Regions from separate parts of the Homo sapiens genome. Here regions 2, 3, 4, 5, 6 and 7 are each linked to region 1. Evidence: chromatin contacts called from ENCODE Hi-C or POLR2A ChIA-PET data. All regions are on one chromosome and are shown on one strand. Each heading gives the region's core, a stretch centred on a gene start or an enhancer-like site at or near the end of the contact. The rest is flanking DNA. Distances are from core to core; before and after follow the strand shown. Region 1 holds the start of B3GALNT2 (beta-1,3-N-acetylgalactosaminyltransferase 2). Region 2 holds the start of LINC01354 (long intergenic non-protein coding RNA 1354). Region 3 has its middle 11 kb from the start of IRF2BP2. Region 4 holds the start of LINC01132 (long intergenic non-protein coding RNA 1132). Region 5 overlaps LOC107985364 (a long non-coding RNA gene). Region 6 overlaps LOC107985365 (a long non-coding RNA gene). Region 7 overlaps GPR137B (G protein-coupled receptor 137B).

Region 1 (3,624 bases), core at 553-3,052:
AACTAGAAAACTGCCTAGCAAGTCTACTAAGATTTCAGTTTGAAGTCTACTAACATTTCAGTTTTTGTTTGTTTTACTGAACCCTAAACAACCATTAAGGCCATAAACAGACTTAATGACGCTCTACAAGGAGATTCCAGCAGGGCTCACTCATAACAAAAGAGAGAAACCTGTAACACACAAGCAGCTGTTACAAAGCATTTTTTATATATGGCGTTCTCTTCTTAGTTCACTTCACAAAAACCTAAAAAACACTGAGCAAAACCCTGACCCCATCAACTGGTTAAGTGCATAGCAACACTGTACTTTCATTAAATCACTTAAATAGTGTTTAATTCTATTCAGGTCACACAAATCCTTTTCAAAGAGCTAGTGATCTAATAGGAAAAGAGATTGTTACCAAAATAACCTCAACATAATTTCATATAACTGAGACTGTTTTGAGGATTGCCGAATACTTTCTACTTATAAGGCATAGAGTGCTGAACTGCAAACACTCAATTCTAATTTTAAGAACTTTTGGATTAGAAAACAGCTGTTTTGGGGAGAGATGGTAAGGGAAAAAAGTCCCAGTATAGTTACAAAATTAAGTATTACATAATATTTAAAAGAGCTTTCTAGGTTTCTTTCATGTTCTAGGGCAAGCCCTTAAAGAAGAAGACAAGAGATACAGGGAAAGCTAAAGTAGTGTTCAGGGTGGTGGAACCCACTAACAAAACAATCCGCTGGGCACCGTAAGTAAAGCATTCTATTAGGCTGTGACGCGAAACAAGAACAAAGGTTTCATTCCTACGAGAGATTAAGTTTTAGAGCAAATGGACACGATCGTTAAAGAATTTGATATTTCCATGTAAACTGCATTAGCAGGTTATGCGATCCAAACTCACAGGAACAACTCCAACTCTCGGCCATGCCCTATTTCATGTCTAGATTTGTTTAACCGACTTACATCATAATCCAAGAATACGAACTACAGTATATTCTTACAGCAAAGTTATTCCTTAAAAGCAAAACCGAGCCACCTTTGAAAACACGCACACACATTATCCACGGCACTAAAACCCCAGTCTTGACCGAGAAAGACCAACAACTTGGGGGGGAAGAAAACAACTTCAGAGCCAGAGCTCCCAAAGCAGAAAGCGCTGGCGGCTGAAGGGCACACGAGGTTCCGCTCCCGGGCGAACGGGCGGCGTCGGACATCACTAACCAGGCCTGGGGACAGGCGAAGGACTTGCAACTGCGGGCGCCGGCTCTGCGGGCGTTAAGGGAAACGGGGAAGTGAGAAGAGGCGGGGACACGAAAAGAGAAAAGCTCCCTCAAGTTTGCCCGATGTTAACGCTCCAAGGATGAAAAGAGCCGTTTGTTTCGTCTGGGGACCGTCGCGTTTGGCCCTTCCCCCGCCTCCAACAATTCCCGGCGAAGCCCCGCGGCACCAAGCCGGGCCTCCCACCCCCCCGGCGGCCGCCAACCCGCCCGGCCCCAGGACCTCACCTGCAGGGCCGGCCCCGGAGGCGCAGGCGGGCGGCGGGGAGCGCAGCCGCAGCCAGAGGTGCAGCGCGGCCCCGAGCACACACGGGCACAGCAGCACCAGCCAGTTTCGCATTGGCCGCCCCCGCCGCGAGCCGGGCTCTCCCGCGTCCCGGCGGAGAGGGAGGGGACCTGCAAGTGCGGAGACTGAGGGGCGGCGGCTGACGAGCGACCACTCCGAGCACGCCCGCCCTCGCGCTCGGCGACGTCTGGGGGGCTCCTCGCAGCTCCCGGCCCCGCTCCTCCGGTCCCTCAGACCGCGGGTGGCCGCGGCTTAGCCGGCCGAAGCCCCGCCCCCTCCGCCTGGCCTTCCCACCGGCTCCGCCCACCTTTTCTCCCACTCGCCCCGCCCTCTCCTCCCGCGTTTCCACACGCGCCAGCCAGCCGGCCGGGAGCTGAAGTCCCGCTCTGGGCCCAGGCAGGGGGCGCCCGCGGTTTAGAAACCACATTTCCCATGAGCCTAAGCACGCGCTTCCGTCACTCGGCGGCCGCGGGGGCGAAGGGCGAGGCCCCACACAGAGCATGCGCATCCCCCTTGACGTTTGCTGCCACCCCACGGCCCAGGGGAGGTAGTGCCGGAGACCCGGTGCTCGGAGGCTGCCCGGAGCCGCGAAGGGAAATGCGCTTTGCCTCAGATTTGAAGGAAATCCGAGTGGCTCTTGTGTGAAATCACGCAGAGCTCCTTTGTTCCGCGTGCTCTCTTGCTCGACTGCTGTGGGAGGTGGGATCCTGCTGACGTCTCCTTGGCCCGTAGAGTGGGGCGAGGAAGCCCGAGTGTCCGCGCCTGGAGCGGTGACTCATCAGGGATTAGCTCTGGTGCCGTGGGTTCCCGGCTCTTTGCCCGGTTCTGTGCTCTGGGAACGCAGGGTGACAGACAGCGAGCTGGGGACTAGGCTGTGGAACACGATGATGACGAGCCAATCAGGGTAGAACTGCACGTGCTCCGGGTTCATACTGGAGCTGGGAGCGAAACGGGAGCCGGGCGAGCTGGGAGAACGTGGGCTCCGGGGACCTGGGGAAGGGTGGCCGCAGCGAGCCTTCCAGGGAGAACGCCGGCCCCGCGTCTTGAGGCTTTGCCCCGGGTGGGAGCCCTCCTGGCCCACCAGGCCCGCGCCGAGGCAGCCGGAAAGCGGGGACGGGGCGGTGAAGGCACTGGGGTGAGGATGGGAGAGAAGGATGAGAACGAGCGGCTGGGCTATGGGGCGGTTTTTGTTTCTGCTTTTGTTTTTGAGACGGAGTCTCACTCTGTCACCCAAGCTGTAGTGCAATGGCGCGATCTCGGCTCGCTGCAACCTCCGCCTCCTGGGTTCAAGCGATTCTCCTGCCTCAGCCTCCTGAGTGGCTGGGATTACAGGCGCCCGCCACTGCGCCCAGCTAATTTTTGTATTTTTTTTGTAGAGACGAGGTTTCGCCATGTTGGCCAGGCTGGTCTCCAGCTCCTGACCTCAGGTGATCCGCCCGCCTCGGCCTCCCAAAATGCTTGGATTACAGGCGTGAGCCACCGCGCTCGGCCGCGGTTTTTTTTTTTTTTTTTTTAAGTTTCCACAAGTGTGGAAACAGAAGGTGACTGTATTATTGAAAAAAAGTCTTGGATGACAGAAGACCCAACTCAAACAGGCTTAAGGGAAAAAAGTACTTTGGCTCGCCGTGGCTCATGCGTGTAATCCCAGCACTTTGGGAGGCCGAGGTGGGCGGATCACTTGAGGGCAGGAGTTCGAGACTAGCCTGGGTAACATGGTGAAACCCTGTCTCTACTAAAAATACAAAAATTAGTCTGGCGTAGTGGTGGGCACCTGTAGTCCCAGCTACTCAGGAGGCTGAGGCAGGAGGATCGCTTGAACCCAGGAGGCGGAGGTTGCAGTGAGCCGAGATCGCGCCATTGCACTCCAGCCTGGGTGACAGAACGAGACTCTGTCTCAAAAACAAACAAACAAACAAAAAAAAAATAAAAAGAAAAGGCAAGAAAGTAATAATTGGTTGCCAGAAAAAGTATACTATTTTTATCCTCAGGAAAGGTAGTAAATGGCCTCTGTTGATATTGTAAAATTTTCATTTTGTGAATTAGAATGAGTTATCCTAAAAAGAGGACTAATCCCT
Region 2 (3,624 bases), core at 755-3,254, 970 kb before region 1:
TAACTACACTGGTTAGTAGGTAGCAGGAAAACCAGTCTTGCCATTTGGAAACAATAGTGAGAGCTGTATTTTCTTCCTCTTTCTCTCCCTGCCTCACACATACAGTTGCCCAAACCATTGCTAATAGGCAGGTCCTATTGCTAACATCAGCAATCATATTTAGACACATCAGATAGCTATTCCAAGGAGGCATTTTTAATTTCTCTCCCAGCTAAAGCTGTCACCTTGGACAGGAAGCGGTGGGTTCTGTGCAAAACCACAGGAAAAACTTTCCCTAGAACACTGGATTTCAAGAGATGCCTATGCCCTTTCTAAGCTTGTAGACACTTTAAAGCAGTGCTGAAAACTGTGCCTGGCACTTAATGGGGACACAGTAAGCGCTCAGCAAATATGGAATATGCACAAGTAGCATCAGCTTTTGAAAATGCTCTTTGCTTTATAATGTCAGAAGAAGTCCAGGTGCAGTGGCTTGTACCCACAATCTCAGCAATTTGGGAGACCGAACTATTGGGATTGCTTGAGGCCAGGAGTTCAAGATCAGCTTGGGCAACATAGCAAGACCTTGTCCCTAAAAAAACCAAAAAAACAACAAAAAAAATTAGTCAGGTGTGGTGGCATGTACCTGTAGTCCCAGCTACTTGGGAGGCTGAAGCAAGAAGATTGTTTGAGCCCAGGAGTTGGAGGCTGCAGTGAGCTATGTTTGCACCACCACACTCCACTCTGGAGTGACACCCTGTCTCTAAAAAATAAACAATAAACAATTAATTAATTTTAAAATTAAAAAAATAAAATATCAGATGAAATGGTCAGTGTATTAAACACTTATCAATGGATTCGACCCTAAAGCTTAACTTTTAGTGATTCTTTCTAATATTAGCTTTATTAACCAAAGTGTGGGATTTTCCGGTTGCTCTTTTGACGGCTAGCTGATAGGATGAGGTAGGGGCAGGGACAGGAGAGAGTTGGGTGGGGGCAATGAAAGCCCTGGCCTGGCGGACATAGTTTCAGTCTGCTCTGCAGAAGTTAAAGTACGCCTGGGAAGACAAGGCAGATAACGTAGCACGCAACTGAGCTCATGAGTGGAGGAGAGAAAAGAGAAAATGTGTCTCTGTGGGTAACCCCTGGGGGAGCCCATTTTGCAGTAAATGCAGAAACAGTATTATTAAGTCAGGATGAGCGTAAGAAGGACTGCCAGAAATAGACCCCGCCCCCACCCCCCGCACCGCCCCAGGTCACTGCACCTGCCCAAACCTTGATTCTCTCCCTTGAAAAACAGGGACGATGATAGCACCTCCCTCAGCGGGCTGCTGTGGTGAGGATTCAGCAAGATAATCCACGAGGCTTCCAGGAGATGAAGGATGCTCAGTAAATATTTGTGATGATTATTCACAGAGATGAACCTAAAAGCTAAATGCCACGAGTGACTGGCTGGATGTTACAATGTCTGGGGAATGCTTCGCAGCCTGACCCTTATTCCAGAAAGTTCTGTGAGTATCCTCATGACCTCACTGAACGTCAGCGCCGACTGCTCTTACTTAACAGGGGAGAGCCACAGACTCTGCAGTGCGTGGCAGGCAGGGCCTGTCACTGTCTACTGTTGTCGCTGTGGCTGTAGCAGTGGAGGTGGCCGGGCCTTCTTTCCCACCTCCCCTTCTTCCCCATGGTCAGCCCCGCTCCCAGGCTCCGTCTGTGCCCCTGCAGCTCCCCAGCGGTGGCCTTTTTGTTCAGTGCTTCCTCGGCGGCTGGGACTCACCCTGATTTAAAAGCTCCAGACGTGTTCTCGGCAGCCCGGGAGCACAGGAGTCAAAGCAAGACCAGGAGCGGGTTGCTGAGAGGACGCCACGCTGACTGGGGATCGAGAGGGTGGCTTCCTTCAAACAGAGAAAGGAAAAAGCCCCTTGAACCAATCTGAATGTAAAATCCAAAAGCTATGGCCACCGCGAGGAAAACAACAGTCATGATGCGGGCCAGGAGGCCGTCGCCGTGGGAATGCAGTCGGCCCTGCGCATGTGGTGTCTGAGCAGGGCCCGAGACCTTCCAGGGAGGGGAGAAATACTTTTTGGCTGACTCTCCTGACTCTGTGTTTCCTACAATTCTACAACAAAGATCCAGGAACATGAGAAAAGGAAAATGAGAAAATGAGTCCTGTGATCCAAATTTAAGCCAAGAACAGGACAGGCAATGTGAGCCAAATAGAAATGAGGCCAAGAGTGCTTTCTTGGGGCCCCAGCTTTTTTTTTTCTTTTTTCGAATGCCCAAACCTGTTTAACTGCTTAGTGTGAACTCTAGTTCTGGGATACAGTTCACTATGGGAAAGGAAATTTAATTAGCACTGGCGACCTCACCTTCATTCTTAGGTCAATACAGTAAACTGGCATATGAATAGTGATTTCTACCAATTGATTCCTGAAGGAAAAGAGAGAGAAAAGGAGAGAGGAAGACACACACACCTACACACACACACACACACACACACACACACACACACAGAGACAGAGACAGAGAGAGACAATGAGGCACAGAGAAACAGGCAGAGACAGAGAGACAGAGAGACAGAGAGAGGGGAAGAGAGACAGAGAAACAGAGACAGAAAGAAAGAGACAGACAGAGAAAGAGAGACAGAGAGGCAGAGAGAGACAGAGAAGCAGAGACAGAAAGTCAGACAGAGAAAGAAAGAGAGGAGCAAGTGACATACTTTAAAAATTATTCTTGAGAGAGGTCAACCTGCATCAGCTGCAGAAATCAACAATCACTTGGCAGTGTCAGCTGTAATACATTCCCACATTGCATTCTGCACGGGCATTGACTATCTTGACCCACACTCTCTATATCATGTTCACAGTAACGTAAGTGGTCAGATTTCTACAATTAGGCCTTGCAAGATAATAATGACAAGCCGTATTCGTATATTGCTTTACTGTTTGCAAAGCAGTTGCATAATTATCATTACGTTTGGTTCCTCATGACTGTGCTGTGAGGAAGGCGTTCCTGTTCCCATTTTAGAAGTGAGGACACAAAGTTACAAGTGTCCAAGCCAGAACCTGATGCCAAATCCCATGACATTTCTGCCGTACTGGGCTCTGCCATGCCCTGGGAGGATGGCCACCTGCAAACACAACCTTTCTCCTAACAGAGAGAGAAACTGAGACGCAAGCTCGAGTAGCAACTTGATGGAATGGCACAGTGGGGACCACTAGCTCTTAGAATACGTCAATTTTGATTGGCTGAAATTGACAGGAGTATCTAAGACAAAAGATACTCCAGAAAATAAAGGGATCGGGGAGGGATGATGGAGAAGTGACCTTACGGTTATCATGAAAAGGGCTGTGTGTCAAGACAGCATTACACCTAGTGGGAATTGGAAGGATTTAGCTGTACTTTATGTCTCAGAATGTGCTAATGTGATTACCTCATATTAGCTATTATGTGTGCCCTATGAATAATGTCATCCCAGTGCTTCTGGAGAATAGGAGTGGAGCTGCAGGCCCTTCAAAACAATCCTAGGCAGAGTCTGAGTAATCCTGCACATCTGAATCACCAGCAAAAGACAAGTTTCAATTTGGATTCAGAAAATACATGATGCAAACCTTTCTCAGCCCTGGAAGGGAGGGAAGGCATGGGAAG
Region 3 (3,624 bases), core at 799-3,298, 900 kb before region 1:
TAACAAAAATGAAATATGTTCAAACATATTTTCAACCCACTCACCTCCAGCTGCTACCAGCCACACATATACCATCCTTGCTTTTAAAGTCATAAATGGAGTGAGGTAGACCATTTTGGTGGTTCATAGGCAGGCTGAGCCTTGAGTAAATGAATCTGAGCATAGGGTGTTTCAAGAAAAATATGCATATTCTTTTTTTGTGATATTTTTAGTTCCAATGAAACTATACATCCTCCAAGGTGATGATAACTTCGAGAATCTTCTGGTACTGTGATTGAAACCCAGTGAGTACTCTAGCTACAAGACACTGGCCTGAGACAATGCATTTTCTGTGATGACAGCAGGGGGAGCCCCTTCTCTCCAGTGTTTCAAAGCGATTTGCTATTATTCTGTTTAATATAATAACTGAAAGTCTCTATTTTGGGTGGTAGGCACTCACTGTGCCCAATCACCTAATGATGCCCTGTATGACAGCACCTTCTCATGTCTGGTTGATAAATGAAAAACCAGAAATCTGTCATAGAAATTACCTAATTTGATATTTTAGCCCCCTCTGAGGCAAGTACATCATATATATATATATATATATATATTTTTTTTTTTTTTTTTTTTTTTTAAGACAGAGTCTCACTTTGTCGCCCAGGATGGAGTGCAGTGTGGCGATCTCGGCTCATTGCAACCTTCGCTTCCCAGGTTCAAGTGATTCTCCTGCCTCAGCCTCCCAAGTAGCTGGGATTACAGGCATGCACCACGGCGCCCAGCTAATTTTTGTATATATAGTAGAGACAGGGTTTCACCATGTTGGCCAGGCTGATCTCAAACTCCTGACCTCAGGTGATCCACCCGCCTCGGCCTCCCAAAGTCCTGGGATTACAGGCGTGAGCCACTGTGCCTGGCCTATATTTTTTTTTAATAATTGCAAAACAGACACAAAAGCTAATTGAATTACCTGAGATGACTGCGCAAGTCCCAAGAACATCTGGAGATTTCCTGACCTTTATTCTAGTGGTTTTATCTGGGGGCAGAACTGGACAATTCTGAGGTGTTTTCAGAAAACCTTGAATTTGCATCTCTCAGCATAGTTCCCTCTCAAAGGTCTTTGTGAAGGAGCAGAGCCACTGAAATTGCATTGCTGCTGTGTTAAAAACAGCCACAGGAAAAGAGCAAGAATAATTTCCTAGGAATTGCATTTCAACCCGGAAAAGCTTCCAGATTCCTCAGTAACATATATAAAGAGCAGAGTGCATTGCATGATTTCCATCTCAAACTTCTAAATGGTTTTTGTGCCTATTATCTAGAAAGAAAAATATGTTGGTGAAGGAAGTCTTTGGGTAGGGTTGTGTCTAGGAATTCACAAGCCTGAAGCAAGGCTTTTTTTTTTTTTTCTAGCCTCCTATCCATTCACCGGTTCATTCACTTTTAAACAATCACTAAAACTATTACACAATACTTATTCCACAATCTAGTTGCTACTTCTGGTAGCCAGCACCCTGCCCCCCCAACTCCAAGGCTGGTGATGGAGAAATAGTTTAATGTCAGTTTTTTAAAGTGACAGGGGTCATGCTGTTCATTTTTTGAGAAAATACTGCAGAGTATTAAAGGGAATAATTAATAAAAATTAGCAGTTAACTAATTGGGTAGAACCTCAGGTGCACAACAATGCTATGATCAAAGAAAAACTTTTTTCTTCAAATTTAAATAAAAGTTTCTTGATAGAAAGTAAACTCATTTTCAGGCAGTCAGTTGTTAACAGTACTCTGGGCAGTTCCCATAGGGGCATGTCCTGAGGTTTGCTTAATAAATACATTTTTATTAGCATGCACCATCCATTAGTGCTAACACAGATGCTTCTTAAACACGCGTGTTTACTTCACCAGCACGGAACATTTGGCTTATTATAGCTGCAGCCAAAAAAAAAAAAAAAAAGCAGCATCATGATTTCCAAAAAGGGAGTGACATTTGATTTGGGGCAGCTCTTGTCATGCGCCATCTCCAACTTAGAAAATCCACCCTGTACAGCCCGGCCCGCGTCAGGGACCCTTGCAGGCGGCAGCCACGGCTGCTGCTGACGCGCGTTTGATCTTTTCTGGGCCACCGAGGGCTCGCCACACCCCTGCTCTGGCGCGCACGTTCCTCGCTCGGCCTCGCCCAGCAGGAGCCAGACCTTTTACTTTATTTGGTTCACCACGCGGTCTCTGCTCCAGAGAGCGCGCCGGCGGCGGCGCACTCGGGCCCTCGCGCGCACTCGCACATTCTTCCCCGGGAACGCGGGCGGGGGGCGCGAGGAGGTGGCCGGGCCCGGGCTGCGGTCCCTCTAATTATAGCCCGGCAGCTGGCGCGCTGGCTTGGCCTGGCGCTCGGGGCCAGGACTGGGCGGCGGAGCGGAGGGGCGGGGCGCACCGGGCCGTTTCCCGTTTCCGGGCCCGCGCCCCGCCCCGTCCCGTCCCGTCCCGTTCCGTTCCGTTCCGCCCCGCCCCGCCCCGCCCCGCCCGGGGTCGCGCGGCTCCACGTGCGCAGAGCCGGGCGCGCGGAGACTGCGCTGCTCCAGCCCGGGAAAAGTTCTAGAATAGAGGCGCGGCGCAAGTCAGGGGGCCGCCTTGGAAACCGCAGCAAGGGCTCCTTGTGGGCTCCAGGCTGTTGGAGAGTGAGGGAGCCTCCTCCCCTTTCCTTCCCGTGGAGTAAACAGAGCTTGGCAGGGCTGGAGGCTTTCTTCCTTTTAAAAAGTGCCATTCTGAACAACGATACAAAGTGAAAAAATAAATTTTTTAAAAAAGAAAGGGAAAAACTACAATTTGACCATTCTGACCAGCCTCCTTGTTCCAACTGGCCTCTTGATTTGTATAAAGATAATGGGGTCCGGCGGCCCCCTTGATGCATGAATTGCACGCTGGGCATAATGAACTTATTGTGCGAAAGCACTTTGGACTTCGGACTGTGTTCCTATGTCAGAATTTTACTGTGGTTTGTAAGATAAACTGGAAGGAAACAAACTCGTGGTTAACTCTTGTCAATACGTGTCTTGAACCAAGCAAAGTGACATTTCCTACCTGTGGCTTTGACTTTAAGCTGCACAAAAGGTAGGAGCTAGCCTCTCAGCTGTTCAAAGCCTAGAATGAGATGCCTGCTTAGTAGGTGTTAAATTATAACAGCAACAACCCATATGGTGCTTATTAGGAGAATAGTATTCCAAAACTTCTCTAATGACTGTGACCCTCCTGTGAAATTCTGATTTCAATTGTATATGGGGTACAATAAATCTTTATCTTTTATCACCAGAAAAGCTAATTGAACTGCTGTTTGCAGGCAGAAATAACAAAATGGGGGTAATGGGCTCTTAGCCTGGGCTAAGACTCTCAACAGCTTTTTTCTGTTTTGCAGCTCACACATACAGTCGGCTCAGGCAGACGGCCCAAGACAAGCCTGTGCCAAAGAAATGCTGATTTAGTCTGACCCAGACAATCTCTACTCCCACATGTCACTTCTCTGCAGAACTCTTACTAGTATGGCAAATACTTTAAAAATCATACAATAAAAGAAGGCAAAACCTCAGTAATTTGAGGTTCACTTTTAATAAACTCTTTCCATGCATTAAAATAAATTGAGGCCCTGAGCTCTGGCGAAATG
Region 4 (3,624 bases), core at 367-2,866, 780 kb before region 1:
ATCTGCTCACACACGGTGCCCAACCGGTGTTGTAGAGAGGAAGAGGAAAAGATTCCCCAGACATGAGGACAAGTGTAAGGCGAAGGGCTGGAAAGGGGAGGGGAGCTCGTGTCAAGAGGGAGCTGGAACTCAAGTGGGGAGAGGAAAGGCAGTGGGAGAGAAGAGAGCTCCTTCGTGGGCGGCCTCTGCGACATCTGCCCCAGGGGCCTAACGCCTCCCTCTGTGATGTCTCTGCACCCAGGCTCTGTTGCTGCTTCCTCAACCATTATTCTCATTTGGGAAGGGAAAGAGTGGTTTTATAAAACCGGTGTCCACGTGAAGGCAGCCATCCAGTTGGTGGAGAAATTTTCCCCACATAAATTAGATTACTCCAAGTCTAGATGGTTCCTAGCCCCTAGTCCTTCTCGCTGAAGACGGTACAAGGAGGGTGGCAAGGCAGAGGTCTGGAGGGAGAAGAGTAAAAAGCTCCTTGTTTGCGTTAAAACAAACAAACCCCAAGATATGCCAGTTGTTTCAGAAGGTGAATTCCTACTTCAGGTAGTCCTTAAGAGTCACCAGAAATCCAGGAGCGAAACTGCACTGAGATTCCATTAACTGTGAAAAAAAATAACAAAATAAACGGGCCACACAAAAAGAAGAAAACCGGCCTGCCCAACGAGGGCTGCGGAGTGCAGCCAGAGTCCCTTGTACCAGTAGATCATATTGTGTCCATTTAATAATAATAAGAAGGGGCACCCTCCGCGGAGGCTTCACCCAAGGAGTCCTGTCCCACCCGCAGGCTCGGGCGCCCGCCTGCAGACCTCGGACGCCGGCCAGCGTCTTGTCGTGCAAGGCCGTCCACAGCCAGCATGGCCTTAATGAGCCCATTTCAATTGAAATGAGATCAATACTACTCATTTTTCTCTTGCTGGCTCCCGAGTGATTCATGAATCTGAAAACTAGTTCATGAATCAGAGCAGGGTGGGGTGGAGGGGCTGGGGCGGAGGCAGGCAGGGGAACATTTGTGCAGTCGGCAAACCTCGATTCCTTTAATGAACCTAGCCATGAGTTGCATAACGCTGGCCTGCCTGCTAGTTTAAAACAGTCTTTTCGGAAGCAGCTTTCAGCTTGACTTATTCACCTATTTTCCTCCTGGAAAGGGGAAGAATGACACTGGGTACTGATTGTGTGTCTGTCTGTCTCAGGGAATACTTTTTTGCTCTTCGTGTGTGGAACCGTAGGGGCTTCCCTGGACAAGAACGTGTGTCCATGTGTGTGTGCATACATGTATAATGGTCTTTGTGTGCACATCCTCTGTGTGTGTGTGTGTGTGTGTGTGTGTGTGTGTGTGTGTATGAGTGAGCAATGTGTGACCGGCCTCGGGCCCTTTAAACCTGAACAGGAGCCAAGTTCATTTCTCAGCGGAGCTTCATAAGGAAGCACGAGCTGGGGCAGTTGGAAACCACATCCCTGTGAGTGCTGATTACAGCCTACTAAGGAAAATGAGATTTTTATCTCACAGGAATTCAGTTATAAAAATAAAATACAGCGTCTGGCTTGATTCAGCTAAATGTACAAGCACTAGGGTGTTTTTAATTTAACAGAGAAGCTGGACAAGAAGAATGACCTAAAACATTGCATTTAAAGAAAGTCAGAGGCGAGGGGGAGGCTACAGGAAGTGAGTGGGAGTAGAGATGTGTGTGTGAGAGAGAGAGAGAGAGAGAAATGGAGGGAGAGGGAGGGAGGAAGGGAGGAGGGAGGTGGAGAGAGAGAGAAAAAAACCACCCTGCTGGCAAATGAATGCAGCAGGGATGATGTCATTGGAACAGTTGGAGGAGAGAGGAGAAAAACAACTCGGAGCTGTGCTAATCCTGTTTGCTGCCCTGAAGGGAATGGAAGGCGGCCAAGGCAGGGAGTTCTGGGAAACCATATAAGGGTGCCAAACAAGCATTGCCGCCAACATTAGGAACTGACAGCTTTGTTCTTTGTAACTTGGCTGCCCGCCAGAGGCCTCATTTCAGCTCTGCGGCATGATTACCCTGGACGGCCGCCAGCCCCGCGCTGAGAGCTCCTTTTCTTCTCTCCGAGCTTTTTTTTTTTTTCCTCTTTCCCTCTGCCAAACATGCAGCAGTTACCATGGCAGTGGAAAGTAAAGTTTTAAAAAAACACAACAAAGTAGAGAGGCACGCCTTTATCCAGATGTGCCACATGAGCAGATAGAAAAGGCAGTTCACCTATTCATCGGGGCCTTTGACTGCAGAAGAAAACACTGGGGCACTGGCTGTCAAGTTCGGGAGGGAGGTGACTCCAGGATAAACAGAGCAGCGAGCAGCCCTGGCTGCAGACAGAGAGGGGCTGGCTCCCAGGCCCTATTTTCCTTCCCTCTCTCTCTCCCTTCCTGGGGCATTGTGGAGTGCGTAATGTGAAACGGAAAATGTCATGATTTCCACTGGGAACGTGTCCACGGTTTTGAGAAAGCTCCAGAAACTCAGGTCCATAAAGCACTGAGGGGAGGAGGAAGGGAGGGAGGAGAATGGGCGGTCACAGTGCCCTCTGGTCACCAAGGTGAACCCAGCGAGCAGGAGCCAGTACGTGGCTGTGGCCCAAGCCTCTGCCTGCTGCTGGAGCATGGCCAGGCCGTCGTCGTAGGGTTGCAGGCTGTTCGGGGGTCCTGGGTCCCACGGAGCCCTGGGACCTGAGGGACAGGGATGTTCCCTTTTCCCCCTTGGAGGTGTAGCCAGTAGTTTGGCTTTACAGGGGGACTCTGTGAAGAGTCCAGTTCCCTATTTTTAATCAGGTTCATTTTTCACCTGCTTAGAAAGTGGAACATCTCCTGAAAGGTGACAAGTCGTGATCAAAGGCAAGTCTCCAGGCAGAGAGTTGGCAGGTTTCCGAAGCAAAGGTTACTTAGAAGTGGAGGCTCCACTGCCAGCTTCCCCCCGCTGCAAAATCTGACACTCCTCACCCTCAGGGTTCAGCAAGATTCTCGGAAAGGCCTTTTCTGATTCTAGGAGGTGCTGCAGCAGGAGCTGACTCGGCCATTTCCTGGCCTCTTTAGTTGGAAGATGACAGAAAGGCGGAAGCAGGGACTGCTATTGTGAGGCCCATGGCAGCCTTCCTGTAAAACAAATTGGCAAATTGTCACCTTCAGATGGACCACAGCTGGCCCTCTGAACAGCCCTCCTTGGCCTTTCCAGAGTGTACATGATTGTGTCCCATGTCCAGGGAGAGGACAGAGCCACCAGGAGGGTCAAGGTCGTGGAGGGAAACATGGGTGAGTAAGAGATGGACCCCAGAAATCCCTCCTCATGCTCCTCCCTGCTGTTATCACAGGCCTTGGCTGCCTTTCTCAGGAGGCATTCCCAGCTCAGAGTTGGGTATGCACTAAGTTAAAGCAAAGAGGGCCCTACTGGAGTGAGGGCAAGGGGACTTGGTTGACCTCCTTTGGGGATGTTGCGAAGCAGACCCATTCCCGCCCTTGCTGGCTGGAATGCCCAGTCCTTCCCTGCCTCCCCGGGCCCCACACACCCTGGCTGACACCTGTGCTGAGGACATGGCCGAGGAGAGCTGAAAGGAGCAGAGGAGGGGAGAAACGTGTACCAGTTCCCATACAAACAGGACCCACAGGCTTGGGGTCCCCAGAGG
Region 5 (3,624 bases), core at 757-3,256, 730 kb before region 1:
GAACCCACATTCATTCGGAACGCAAGAGGCTCCAGAAGGGCTGTCAGATTTAGCAAAGAAAAATGCAGCATGCACAGTGAGATGTGAACTTCAGATAAACAACATATAATTGTTTAGTGTAAGTATGCTCTAAATATTGCATGGGACATGCTTTTTATTATAACATTGAAGGTATATTTGCACTAAAAAAGGGATGTGTTGTTTATCCGAAATTCTCATTTCACTAGGCATCCGGTATTTTATCTGGCAACTCTTTTCCAAGGTCAACAGAGAGTCCTAGACCATAGACCAGAAAGTCCATTCTACCCGACACTGGGCTACAAGAAATGTATATTTGTGGGGATCAGCCACACTGGGAGAAAGATAGCTGTCTCATGTCACCAGGGTAGATGAAGAAAGGGTTCTAAAGCCTAGCAGCATTCATATGATAGGTACCTGGGCTTGTTTTCAAAGATCAGCAATCAAGGGGAAATGACAGAGACGCTGGAGGAGGCTGGTCCTCCCAGAAGCTAGTGGCTTGACCCAAGAAGGAAGAAAATGGCGGCTGCCTTCCCGGACCCAGGCTGTAGGCCGGGAATTCCCAGCTCTTTGATACCGTATTCCAACTGGTATGATCTGTTCGATGCCTGCTCTAGCTCTATCCCAAATATGTGTTATATGGCTTCCATCAATATTTTTTATGTAGTGCAAGCTTAATTTAATCTGAGAGTGGTTTAAGAATACACATACTTCTCAGCCATCAAAAGAACACGATTAAGAATCTCTGTGCTAGAAACTAGAAAGTTCTAGGAGATTACTGAAGGAGAGGCAGGAATGGGAACTGAGATGAAGAGGGCAAAGACTTAACCACCGACGGTCCATTTTTGGAGGAAGTGGCTGAGTGGAGTCTGGAAAAAAAAAAAAACAACAACCAGATAACCTGAAAACCAGCTGGGCTGGAAGCAAAGAGAGGGCCCAGGCATTAGCCCGGCCCTGGGGGCAGCCCAGACACACCCCAGCATTTCTCAGGGGGAAGAAGGCACAGCCTGCTGTTATTTACAAAGCTGTTGTTGAGAATTTTGAGGATCTCTTCCAGGTTCTCGCTTATGTAAATTCTAATTCACAGTGCCCTGGCCCCACATGTCTCGTAAACCAGGCCTGATATTGTAAACCTTCGCCATTCACAGAGGGTTTTAGCTTTGCCTTTGTTCCCCTCTCCAATTTCCCACTTCACAAACCTGGATCTAAAGCTTTGCACGTAGTTGATAGGGAAGTGTCGTTTGAGCAGTTCTAAGAGGCTGTCTTCCTTCTTCCTCCGACCCCCACAGCTCTGGTTTCCTCTTGGATATCAATTATTGGCTTTTACATAAGAAGGCTAATGCATTTTCAAAGCAGGCAGATCACTCTCCCATGTTTTGACAGTTTGGCTTTAGTTGAAATATAATTAAACTTTTTGAAAACAAGAACCTTGAAACTCAGTCTTCACACTGTTTGCAGGTTTTTTCCCCCTCACGCATTCAGTTTTTACTTGCTGCGGCACAATTGATTTGGTCTTCACTTTCTGCGCTCAAAACAAACACTGGGTTTAGGCATTCTGCTCTCCCAGCACCGCATGGCTGAGGGTGGAAAAAAATAACATCTGAAACAGGCCGGGCTTTTGATGATACCTCCTTATGACAGACACATCGAAAACCACCGACGGTGAGTCACCCACATTCTGTGCATACCCTCTCCGAGGAGCAGGAAGTGTGGCTATTTTAAACCCTGAGGCAATGAGAAGTTTTCAGATGCGTCCTAAGGCGCTCCGGCCAGCGCCCTGCATGCACACGAGGGCCTTCCTCAGTGTGGCCCCAGCACATCTGTAGACCTGAGGCGACACACCCAGCCTTCTGCCAGCATCTCTTTGTTTATTCTGCTTGTCCTGGTTTTGCGTTGACACGAGCAAGCCGAGTCTAAAAAACACAGAGCTACAGAATTTATAAAATCAACAAAAACTTAAAAAAAAAAAACAAAAAAAAAAACACACCACCACCACCAACAACAATCGGAGCCTGGCAGTTGGTGAGGGTGGGTGGGGGCGAACAGATGGTGCCACAAGATGTCCTCGGGCGGCTCACTGGGGACCGAGCCTTGTGGCTCTGTGGCCAAAAATAAATAAATAAGTCAGGGCCCAGCAGAAGTGCTTTCACTTCTAACCCAAGTCACTAGCTGTGGGTAATGAGTCCTCTTACTCCTTGTTCCCCATCTCCAAAGGCCAAACAAACAAGTAGAAAAAAAAAGAGAGAGAGTGAGAGAATGAATTGAACTGAAATGAAATGACTATAGATGAAAGATATATATATATATATAAAGAGTGGCGGGGGCGGGGGAAGCCGGGCGCTGTGGCTCACGCCTGTAATCCCAGCACTTTGGGAGGCCGAGGCGGGCGGATCACGAGGTCAGGAGATCAAGACCATCCTGGCAAACACGGTGAAACCCCGTCTCTACTAAAAATACAAAAAAATTAGCCGGGCGTGGTGGCGGGCGCCTGTAGTCCCAGCTACTCGGGAGGCTGAGGCAGGAGAATGGCGTGAGCCCGGGAGGCGGAGCTTGCAGTGAGCGGAGATCGCGCCACCGCACTTCAGCCTGGGCGACAGAGCAAGACTCTTGTCTCAAAAAAAAAAAAAAAAAGTGGCAGGGGGACTTGAGGGAAATAAGCCAGATGTTGCCACAAAAGCAGTTACAAATCCTGACCTTGTTTGCTAAAGGGAGCAGGCTCAGCCAGGATGCGAGACATCTCCAGGTGCTGGGAGCTTCTGAGGATGGTGAGCTCCCAGACCGAGGCAGCAAAAATGGCCTAGAACCCATCACTGTGTGGGGAGGATCCGGCTTCCTTGATGTCGGGGAAGCGTTTCCAGAACACTGGCCACTGATAGAACCAGCGGTCGATGTGGCAGGGCCTGGGATTCAGGCAAGACTCCATTTGGCTGTAATGTTTTTTATCTTTATCGGCAGTTTTCTTAGAGAATGAAATTGTTTGGGAAGTGGAAACCCAGCCTTCAGCATCTTTTAGCACAATGTGTTAAGACTCCCGAACTGGTTGGGAGCTGTATAAGCCACACAAGCATTCCAAATAATACATATTCTTTCTATTGTTGCAGATGCTAACTGCCTCCTAACTCTGATAAAACCTAAAGAATTTGTTGGTGGAAGAAAGTCCTAGAGTTTTAAAAAGCAGCTGCAGAAGAGACCAGGCCGCCTACACCCCTTGGCTTGTGGCCTCTTTACTCCACCTTGACAGCCAGCAAGGTGGCCTCTCTGGTACCTTTCTTTTGCATTCACTCTCCCTCTGTCTCCTCTTGTGACTAGCTGTGGGTAATGAGTCCTGTTACTTCTCATTCTCAATCTCCAAAGGCCAAACAAACAGGTAGAAAGAGAGAGAGAAGGAATTGAGCCGAAATGAAATGACTTTAGAATAAAGATTTGTATACTAAAAAAAAAAAAAGAGTTGGGGGAACTTGAGAGAAATGAGCCAGATGTTACCATGAAAGCAGTTATAAATCCTAACCTTGTTTGTAAAGGGAGCAGGCTCAGCCAGGATGCTGGACATTGGTCTCACCTGGAGAACTCAGGCTTCTCTTCCCACTGTAAGGTCAGCTGATTTGC
Region 6 (3,624 bases), core at 604-3,103, 660 kb before region 1:
ACAGGTTTCAGCTCCCAACACAGGGCGGATCTCAAACATAACAGGTGACTCAAATGCAGTCTGCGATAGAGTTGGCGCTTTGATGAGTGTCTGGCCCCAGGAGAAGGATTTCAGAAAGCTCAGTTCACAGCACACATCTGGAGGGGCATCCTCAGGGCTTGGGTTTCTGGCAGGCATCTGGGCTGAGGGACTAGCAGGGCTGTCTATGCGCTCACACAGGAAGCCCCGAGAAACATGCCACCCGTGGCAGCCAGCTGGGCTTTCCGCAGAGCCAGGGTTCTGTCCCACTTGTGAGCTGCTTATCTCATCCTCCACCCACACCCCAGGGAGGCAGTGAAGGGCTTTCAGGCAGGAGCAGCCTCATAAGCACTATAATAATGTCAGTTGACTTGAGTTGACTAATATCATGACAGCGTGTTGCAGTCTTCAGAGAAAGATACTAAAATGGTTGTGCTATTACGGATCTCAGAGCATTAAGGAAAGTTGACCAGCTTTCACTGGGCTGAACCAAGGGGTGAAGCAGTCAGAGACAAGGCTGGGACTTTCCTGTTTCTGTAAAACATACTTCTTTCCATTCAAAAAGTTTTGGACAGGCAATATGCAAAAAGACAACTGCTGAATGATTCCACTTGTATGAGGCACCTAGAGGAGTCAAAGTCACAGAGACAGAAAGTAGAATGGTGGGTGCCAGGGACTAGGGGGAGGGGAATGAGAAGTTCGTGTTTAATGGGTACAGTTTCAGTTTGGAAAGATGCAAAGGCTTCCGGGATGATGGTGATGTTTGCACCATAATGTGAATGTACTTAATGAATGCCACCAAATGGTACGCTTAAAAATGCTTCAAATAGGCCAGGTGCAGTGGCTCATGCCTGTAATCCCAGCACTTTGGGAGGCTGATGTGGGCGGTTCACCTGAGATCAGAAGTTTGAGACCAGACTAACCAACATGGAGAAACCCCATCTCTACCAAAAATGCAAAATTAGCTGGGCATGATGGTGCACGCCTGTAATCCCCGCTACTCAGGAGGCTGAGGCAGGAGAATCGCTTGAACCCAGGAGGCAGAGGTTGTGGTGAGCCAAGATCGTGCCATTGCACTCCAGCCTGGGCAACAGAGCAAGACTCTGTCTACAAAAAAAAAAAAAAAGCTTCAAACGGTAAATTTTATGTTGTGTATATTTTACCACAATTAAAATGTATGGAAATATTTATTCTGATTCTTCAGTTAGATCATTTGTGGGTTAAATATGCCCCATGTAGCATTTCTTTCTGTAAATATACTGCCCCATCCCCCACATGGTATTAGACTGAGATTCCTAAGGGTAGAAACTATTTATCATTCATCTTTTTAGCCCCACTCCACCCAGTACAAAGCTCTATATAACATACCACTGGATAAATGTTATTTAAAGAAAAAAATGGATGAACAAGTGAACTCAGAATTCCCATACCGTTGCACCACGTTTTTTTCTAAACATGTGTTCACAGAATAGTAGCAGCAACAATGAGCATTATGAATGCCCTGTATTCAGAGTAAATAAGACTGTCAATCCAAAAGAAAAAGAAATAGTTAAGTGCATATATCTAGCCATATTGAAAGTTTCCTACCCTAAGTCCCCAGACAGCCCTCACTTGACTCTCATGAGTAGTAGGAGTGATAAACGAATGAATAAATGAATGACTTTTCTTCCTGGTCCACAGGCTTAGATTTTCCCAGTCTGGATATCAAGGGCATTCCATGCAGTGAGACTTTAAAGTCTCTAGAGAGGGACAGGAACCACCTGAAGTTGTTTCAGCTTAGACGTCCCTTTCCTTAGTAGCTCCTTCCTCCAGGGTGAGGCAGGAAGTGATCGCCAGCTGCCTCCCTGTTGACCAGGCTATGAAACCTTTTACAGTCACTTGGCTTCACTTCTGTGCTGTTTTTTTGGGTGAAGACTTTCTCATTTTCTGGTAAAGCAGATATTTAAGGGGCAGGAAACTCAACATCAAAAGACCGGAACAGAAGAGAGAAATCCTTGCATTATTCGGAACCAGCGAGTATGTATGGTGCAGGCAACTGAAACACCCTCTCTCTCTGCCTTTTTTTTTTTTTTTTTTGCATTGAACACTCTCAGTGTCTTCAAATTCCTAAGATTTTTTTCTTAACATCTCACATTTTATTAAATAAATCCAACCGCTGTGTATCACCGTCATTCTTAGCAAAGAATACATTAGCTATTTTCTTTGCAAAACAAAACCTAACTCTCATCTAAATAAAATCTACATGCAAAAGTAAGTGATATTTTCTGATCAGTACAATAGAATTGCCGTAAGTTTGGTCAAGGCTCTTGGCCTGCTTTCTAAAGATGTCCCTAGTATCTAGAGAGATCTCAAAATCTGTAATCATCGTGGGAAAACTTTTTCTGTGTTCAGAAATTCAGGATGACAAGAACTATCATTTTGGCAATATCTTAGAGGAGAATCTGAAAAGCTTCTGGCCACAGAAACGCCTAAATATGCTGTAGAAAAATAATAAGTGTGGTGTTAAAAGCACAGCTGAAATGAGTGAAGGAAATCCCAGAGACTGAGTATAAAGAAGGTCTGAGCACAAGAAAAAGTGCTGACACTTGGCTGCCTGAGCAGTGGGAGATCCGCTGAGGGAAAACAAGGTCACCTCAAGTTTCATAACCACAGACCACACTTCACATGGGTTTGGAGCTTAAGTTTACTCACCTGTATGGTCTAGGAAAGCTACGTCAATTAATTAACATAAAAGGAGTCCCAATATCACAAGAGCACTTGCCAAAACAAATAAAAAACTTCTCTATAGAAACCAATCTTCAACCTCTGCCACACAAGATTCCCATAGTGAGCACATTCTTTTAAATAGAAGCTCACAATCGAAAATTACAAAATGCGTTTAGAGACATGAGCAAGAGTGCACTACAAACAAGAATAAACAGACACAACGGGCGGCACAGGTAATGAGTCCCCAGAACCCCCAGAACATCAGCTAATAGAACTATCAGAAGGAGGATATGAATTGTTGTTAACATAACTGAAATGTAAAAGGAGAAATCAAAATTTTGAGAAAATAAATTTAAAAGACCAGGCATATTTGAAAAAGTACCATATGTTACCTCTAGAAATGAAATGTGTAACATTAAAAATAAAAACTTAATAAACGGGGCAAAGATTGCCAAAGAGAGAATTGATCATCCAGGAAGTGGTTTGGAAACAAATTACCTAGAATGCAACACAGAAAGATAAAGATATTTCTTACATGAAAGAGAACTTAAATACATGGAAGATGAAATGAGAAGCTCTAGCATGCATTACATAGGAGCTCCAGAAAGAAAGAATGGGGTAAGAGGCAATATTTTAAGATAGTGTCTGACAGTTTTCTAGAACAAGATGAAAATCAGATTCAGGTAGCATAATTAGTTCAAAACGAGATATAAAAATCTAGAGGCATTATAAGGAAAAGCTGCCAAAGGGCAAAATCAATTGGGAAAAAAAAAAGAAAAGATTACTTTCAAAGAAACAACAGTTTGACAGCAGACTTAAAAAAAAAAAAAAACTTTTACTTTAGGTTCAGGGGTACATGTGAAGGTTCGTTATATAGGGAAATTTGTGTCACGGGGGTTT
Region 7 (3,624 bases), core at 709-3,208, 660 kb after region 1:
CTACTAAAAATACAAAGATTTGCCGGGTGTGGTTGCACGTGCCTATAATCCCAGCTACTCGGGAGGCTGAGGCACGAGAATCGCTTGAACCCGGGAGACAAGGTTGCAGTGAGCCGAGATGGCACCACTGCGCTCCAGCCTAGGCAACAAAAGTGAAACTCTGTCTCAGAAACAAACAAACAAAACATAGCTGGAGCAAACGTGGCAAAGTATTAAGGATGGAGTGCTGGGTGCATGAGTATTTGCTGTTATTTCTTTGTATATACATAAATTATTTTATAATATAAAGTTTCAACCTGCCATGCATTTGTAACATTTTCAGATGAATTTGCATACATACGTTTTGAACCAGCGTGTGTGATAGAGACTGGTTTCTTTAGTCAGGAGTCTGTGCTTGGTGCACTAAGAGTTTCAGTCCCCCTCAGTTACTGCGAGGGTCTCCTCAGGAGTCTCAGCCCACAGGCAGCTAGGATCAGGATGCACCCCCTTTTAAGGATAGGGGGATTATGAAGTGTCCAGAGAGTGGTGGCACAGAAGTGGAGACACTAGGGTGTCCAGATGTGGGTCCTGGCTTAGGGGAGAGGATTTATAAAGTAAAATGGCTGCAGAGATTCTGAATCAAGCGCAGGTTGGAAGCATAGTGCTTTGTTGGTACATCAGAGACACTGCCTCCAGGGACATCAGAGGTGACTTCTGTTGAGTTCTGCTGACTGCACAGGAGACACTGTCATACCCACAAAGAATAGCAGGGGACATTTCTGCCAGAAACACCACTAAGACATTAGTAAAAATGATTGTAACCCAGCTACTCAGGAGGCCGAGATGGGAGGATCACTTGAGTCTAGGAGTTCAAGACCAGCCTGGGCAATGTAGGGAGACATCATCTCTAAAAAATAAGACAAATTAGCCAGGCATTTGGGCTGCACCTGTACATAGTCTCAGCTACTCAGGAAGTTAAGGCAGGAGGATTCCTGGAGCCCAGGAAGATGGAGGCTGCAATGAGCTATGATGGCACCACTGCACTCCAGCCTGGGTGACAGCAAGACCCCGCCTCTTAAAAACAAACAAACAAACAGAAAGATTGTAAGACAGCAAATGTCAACTTGAGTTAGTAGTTGAAAAAATAGGCTTGGCGGGGTGGCTCATGCCTGTAATCCCAGCACTTTGGGAGGCCGAGGCAGGCGGATCACGAGATCAGGAGTTCAAGACCAGCCTGATCAACATTGTGAAACCCCGTCTCTTTTTGTATTTGTAGAAATACAAAAATGAGCCAGGCATGGTGGCGGGTGCTTGTAATCCCAGCTACTCGGGAGGCTGAGGCAGGAGAATCACTTGAACCTGGGAGGCAGAGGTTGCAGGAAAAAAAAAAAGAAAAGAAAAAAAATAGGCAAGCGGGAGTTCAAAGGGTGGGAACAAATCAGTGACGCGTGAACAGACTGATTTATGAGGGCAGGGGGCAGAGTCCAGCAGCTGCTCAAAGGCCTTTATGCTTCTGTCGAAACAAGTACGTCACATGCAGAGCTCTAGGCCTTCCTGTGTCATCCGAAAGGATGGGGTGAAGGCCTGGGTTACCAAGGGGGCACAAGTCGCCCACAGGTCCGGGATGAGGAGGCCTTGGCCCACTGTGGGAGCGGGTGGTGCGGAAAGCCCATGAGGGCTCTCGAACATTCCCCAGCGCCTGACAGCGGCCAGCTGGGGACATCTCCCAGCCGTGGCTCAGCCTTCAACAAGTCAAAAAGCCAGCATCACCCACAGCGTCATCCCCAGATCTATTCTAGGTTCTGAGGTTCTAGGTGGGACTTTCAAAAGCAGAAGAAACGATGCTAAAACCGAAAGGAATTTGCCATTAGGGAGAAATGCTTTATTTTCACCAGATGACAAACTTCAGGGTTTCTGATCAAAGTTGCTGCAATTTCTTCTTTCTCCTTCAGGCCTGATTCTGCTCCCCTCCCCTGTCCTCCCATCCTTCTTGCCACAACGGGGGAAGCCCTGAAAAACCCCGGTGTTTTCATAGGCTGTGTGGAGCCCAAGGAAGGGGAGGGAAAGGAAGTGGGGCTCATTTACCACCATTCAGTTCCTGATCGGGTTCCCCAAGAAGCAGCTGGGACTCTCCAACCCAACCTCACTTCCCCGGGGTCCCTGTCATTAGGCAGATGGCACTCCCATGGCTGTCCCTGCCATGTTCCCTCAGACCCCTCCTTGCTGCCTCAGTTTCTCAGCCCTCCACCCTTCCCTGCCTCCTGCCTCTCCCTGTCTGCCCTTCTCGGGACCCAGGCTCCTTCTGTCTGTCCACAAGCATGCTCAGGTCTCCCCATCTTAAAAACAAGGTCTGGACCCCCTGAATAACCTCTTTCTTGCATTTCACAAACATGCGCTTTTGGAAAGCAGTTTATGCTCTTGAATTGACTCACTGCTCCCACTTCCTCCTGCTGCCATCCAGGGTCTGCCTGTTCCCCCTCCAGCCTCCCCGTCAGTCGAGCCTGCCCTTGGCCAGGCCCTGTGGCAGCTTAAGGTGAAGTGGTCCAGCCTGTCAGCCGCACTGGACACCCTGACTGTCTCCTGCCCGGGGCCTCTCTCCCCTGCAGTCTTTGAGGCCTTGACCACTGAGGGGACTGCTCTTTGACCTCCTCCCTACTCTTAGTTTTTTTTTTGTCTTTTTGTTTTTTTTTAAATAACAGCTTTATTGAGGTATAATTCACATTTTCTGTGCTGTCCCCATCTCGAAGTGTACCACATTCAGAGTTGCGCAGTGACCCCACAGTCCACTGTAGACCTTTTCCATCCCAGAAGGAACCCCGTGCCTCTTAGTGGTCACCCTCCAATTCCCCGCCACGCCCTCCAGGCCCAGGCATCATGAATCTGTGTTGGGCCTCTGATTTGCCTTCATTTTCACCTTCTCTGTCAACCCATGGTCTGCAGCCTTTGCTCTGCTCTGTATCCCAGGGACCTCTCTCACAGCACAGGTCTGCATTTCAGCTGTGCCAATGCTCCCCCGAAGCTCTCCGCACCCTTACCCTGGACAGCGGCCTCTTCCTGGCTGGTCCACACCCCAGCCCGACCTTCTGCTGCCCTCCCCAGCTCCGGGCTCCTGCAGCACCTTCTCTCCTCACCCCCTCCCTCACTGCTCCTAAGTCCACATGCAGGTTCACACCTCCTCATGCTTCCCACGCCTCCATGCACTTTTCACACCTCCACACATCACATCTCCTCACACCTCCACACACACTTCACACCTCCTCACGCCTCCCACTCACACCTTCTCACGCCTCCCACATCTCCACACGCTTTTCACACCTCCTGTTATGGTTTGGCTGCATCCCCATGCAAATCTCAACTTGAATTGTATCTCCCAGAATTTCCAAGTGTTGTGGGAGGGACCCACAGGGAGGTAATTGAATCATGGGGGCTGGTCTTTCCCATGCTATTCTTGTGATGGTGAATAAGTCTCACAAGATCTGATGGGTTTATCAGGGGTTTCTGCTTTTGCTTCCTCCTCATTTTTTTTCTCTTGCCGCCGCCATGTAAGAAATGCCTTTTGCCTCCTGCCATGACTCTGAGGCCTCCCCAGCCATGTGGAATTGTTAAGTCCAATTAAACCTCTTTTTCTTCCTAGTCTCGGGTATG

The links. A loop is a pair of places that touch in the nucleus more often than their neighbours do. ChIA-PET counts read pairs that join two places held with the same protein, here RNA polymerase II (POLR2A). Pooled maps may share reads with other maps.
Region 2: a pooled map shows a loop between it and region 1 (4-fold over the local background). The contact joins the promoter of LINC01354 here to the promoter of B3GALNT2 in region 1. A Hi-C loop is called at or near these places in 5 of 50 pooled maps. POLR2A ChIA-PET finds 5 or more read pairs at or near these places in 2 of 52 experiments (Caco-2 and HEK293).
Region 3: a loop to region 1 is called in a map of OCI-LY7, with 10 times the contacts of the local background. The contact joins the enhancer-like site here to the promoter of B3GALNT2 in region 1. A Hi-C loop is called at or near these places in 7 of 168 maps with a recorded cell type or tissue (CD8-positive, alpha-beta T cell, K562, OCI-LY7 and 4 more), 12 of 37 single-sample maps with no recorded cell type and 11 of 50 pooled maps. POLR2A ChIA-PET finds 5 or more read pairs at or near these places in 2 of 52 experiments (CD4-positive, alpha-beta T cell and CD4-positive, alpha-beta memory T cell).
Region 4: a loop to region 1 is called in a map of endothelial cell of umbilical vein, with 22 times the contacts of the local background. The contact joins the promoter of LINC01132 here to the promoter of B3GALNT2 in region 1. A Hi-C loop is called at or near these places in 1 of 168 maps with a recorded cell type or tissue (endothelial cell of umbilical vein) and 11 of 50 pooled maps. POLR2A ChIA-PET finds 5 or more read pairs at or near these places in 1 of 52 experiments (Caco-2).
Region 5: a pooled map shows a loop between it and region 1 (10-fold over the local background). The contact joins the enhancer-like site here to the promoter of B3GALNT2 in region 1. A Hi-C loop is called at or near these places in 1 of 37 single-sample maps with no recorded cell type and 8 of 50 pooled maps. POLR2A ChIA-PET finds 5 or more read pairs at or near these places in 2 of 52 experiments (PC-3 and activated CD4-positive, alpha-beta T cell).
Region 6: a loop to region 1 is called in a map of naive thymus-derived CD4-positive, alpha-beta T cell, with 2.9 times the contacts of the local background. The contact joins the enhancer-like site here to the promoter of B3GALNT2 in region 1. A Hi-C loop is called at or near these places in 1 of 168 maps with a recorded cell type or tissue (naive thymus-derived CD4-positive, alpha-beta T cell), 2 of 37 single-sample maps with no recorded cell type and 9 of 50 pooled maps. POLR2A ChIA-PET finds 5 or more read pairs at or near these places in 3 of 52 experiments (H1, activated CD4-positive, alpha-beta T cell and common myeloid progenitor, CD34-positive).
Region 7: a loop to region 1 is called in a map of OCI-LY7, with 2.8 times the contacts of the local background. The contact joins the enhancer-like site here to the promoter of B3GALNT2 in region 1. A Hi-C loop is called at or near these places in 1 of 168 maps with a recorded cell type or tissue (OCI-LY7), 11 of 37 single-sample maps with no recorded cell type and 5 of 50 pooled maps.

Annotation. Positions count from the first base shown.
Region 1 is chr1:235,502,650-235,506,273 of GRCh38, forward strand. It overlaps B3GALNT2 (beta-1,3-N-acetylgalactosaminyltransferase 2), which reads right to left and starts at 1,803. Exons shown (of 12, transcript NM_152490.5): 1 at 1,492-1,803. The coding sequence starts at 1,603. RefSeq lists a silencer at 1,332-1,971 and enhancers at 1,905-2,581, 2,282-2,401.
Region 2 is chr1:234,529,775-234,533,398 of GRCh38, forward strand. LINC01354 (long intergenic non-protein coding RNA 1354) reads right to left here and starts at 2,005. Exons shown (of 3, transcript NR_038426.1): 1 at 1,754-2,005; 2 at 1,252-1,407; 3 at 1-568.
Region 3 is chr1:234,597,768-234,601,391 of GRCh38, forward strand. No RefSeq gene overlaps it. Among named protein-coding and RNA genes, the nearest start is that of IRF2BP2, 11 kb to the right of the region's middle. RefSeq lists enhancers at 1,584-2,097, 2,098-2,611 and silencers at 2,155-2,684, 3,085-3,134. Within about 2 kb of position 2,049, at least 40 of the 41 ENCODE cell types and tissues checked have a DNase peak (open chromatin) inside an H3K27ac peak, as active enhancers do; they include CD4-positive, alpha-beta T cell, CD8-positive, alpha-beta T cell, OCI-LY7 and 2 more, where a contact is called at or near this core.
Region 4 is chr1:234,722,426-234,726,049 of GRCh38, forward strand. It overlaps LINC01132 (long intergenic non-protein coding RNA 1132), which reads left to right and starts at 1,617. Exons shown (of 3, transcript NR_038856.1): 1 at 1,617-1,657; 2 at 2,798-3,253. RefSeq lists enhancers at 834-1,396, 1,961-2,523, 2,524-3,087.
Region 5 is chr1:234,770,850-234,774,473 of GRCh38, forward strand. LOC107985364 (a long non-coding RNA gene) reads left to right here. Exons shown (of 3, transcript XR_001738532.2): 2 at 3,120-3,279. Among named protein-coding and RNA genes, the nearest start is that of LINC02961, 13 kb to the left of the region's middle. RefSeq lists enhancers at 557-1,756, 1,513-1,807, 1,543-1,762, 1,783-1,832, 1,853-2,022 and 1 more. Within about 2 kb of position 2,007, at least 31 of the 41 ENCODE cell types and tissues checked have a DNase peak (open chromatin) inside an H3K27ac peak, as active enhancers do; they include PC-3, where a contact is called at or near this core.
Region 6 is chr1:234,842,803-234,846,426 of GRCh38, forward strand. All of the region lies in intron 2 of LOC107985365 (a long non-coding RNA gene), which reads right to left. Among named protein-coding and RNA genes, the nearest start is that of LINC02961, 85 kb to the left of the region's middle. RefSeq lists an enhancer at 242-361. Within about 2 kb of position 1,854, at least 15 of the 41 ENCODE cell types and tissues checked have a DNase peak (open chromatin) inside an H3K27ac peak, as active enhancers do.
Region 7 is chr1:236,158,258-236,161,881 of GRCh38, forward strand. All of the region lies in intron 1 of GPR137B (G protein-coupled receptor 137B), which reads left to right. Among named protein-coding and RNA genes, the nearest start is that of GPR137B, 18 kb to the left of the region's middle. RefSeq lists a silencer at 314-363 and enhancers at 1,329-1,378, 1,479-1,928, 2,019-2,068. Within about 2 kb of position 1,959, at least 5 of the 41 ENCODE cell types and tissues checked have a DNase peak (open chromatin) inside an H3K27ac peak, as active enhancers do.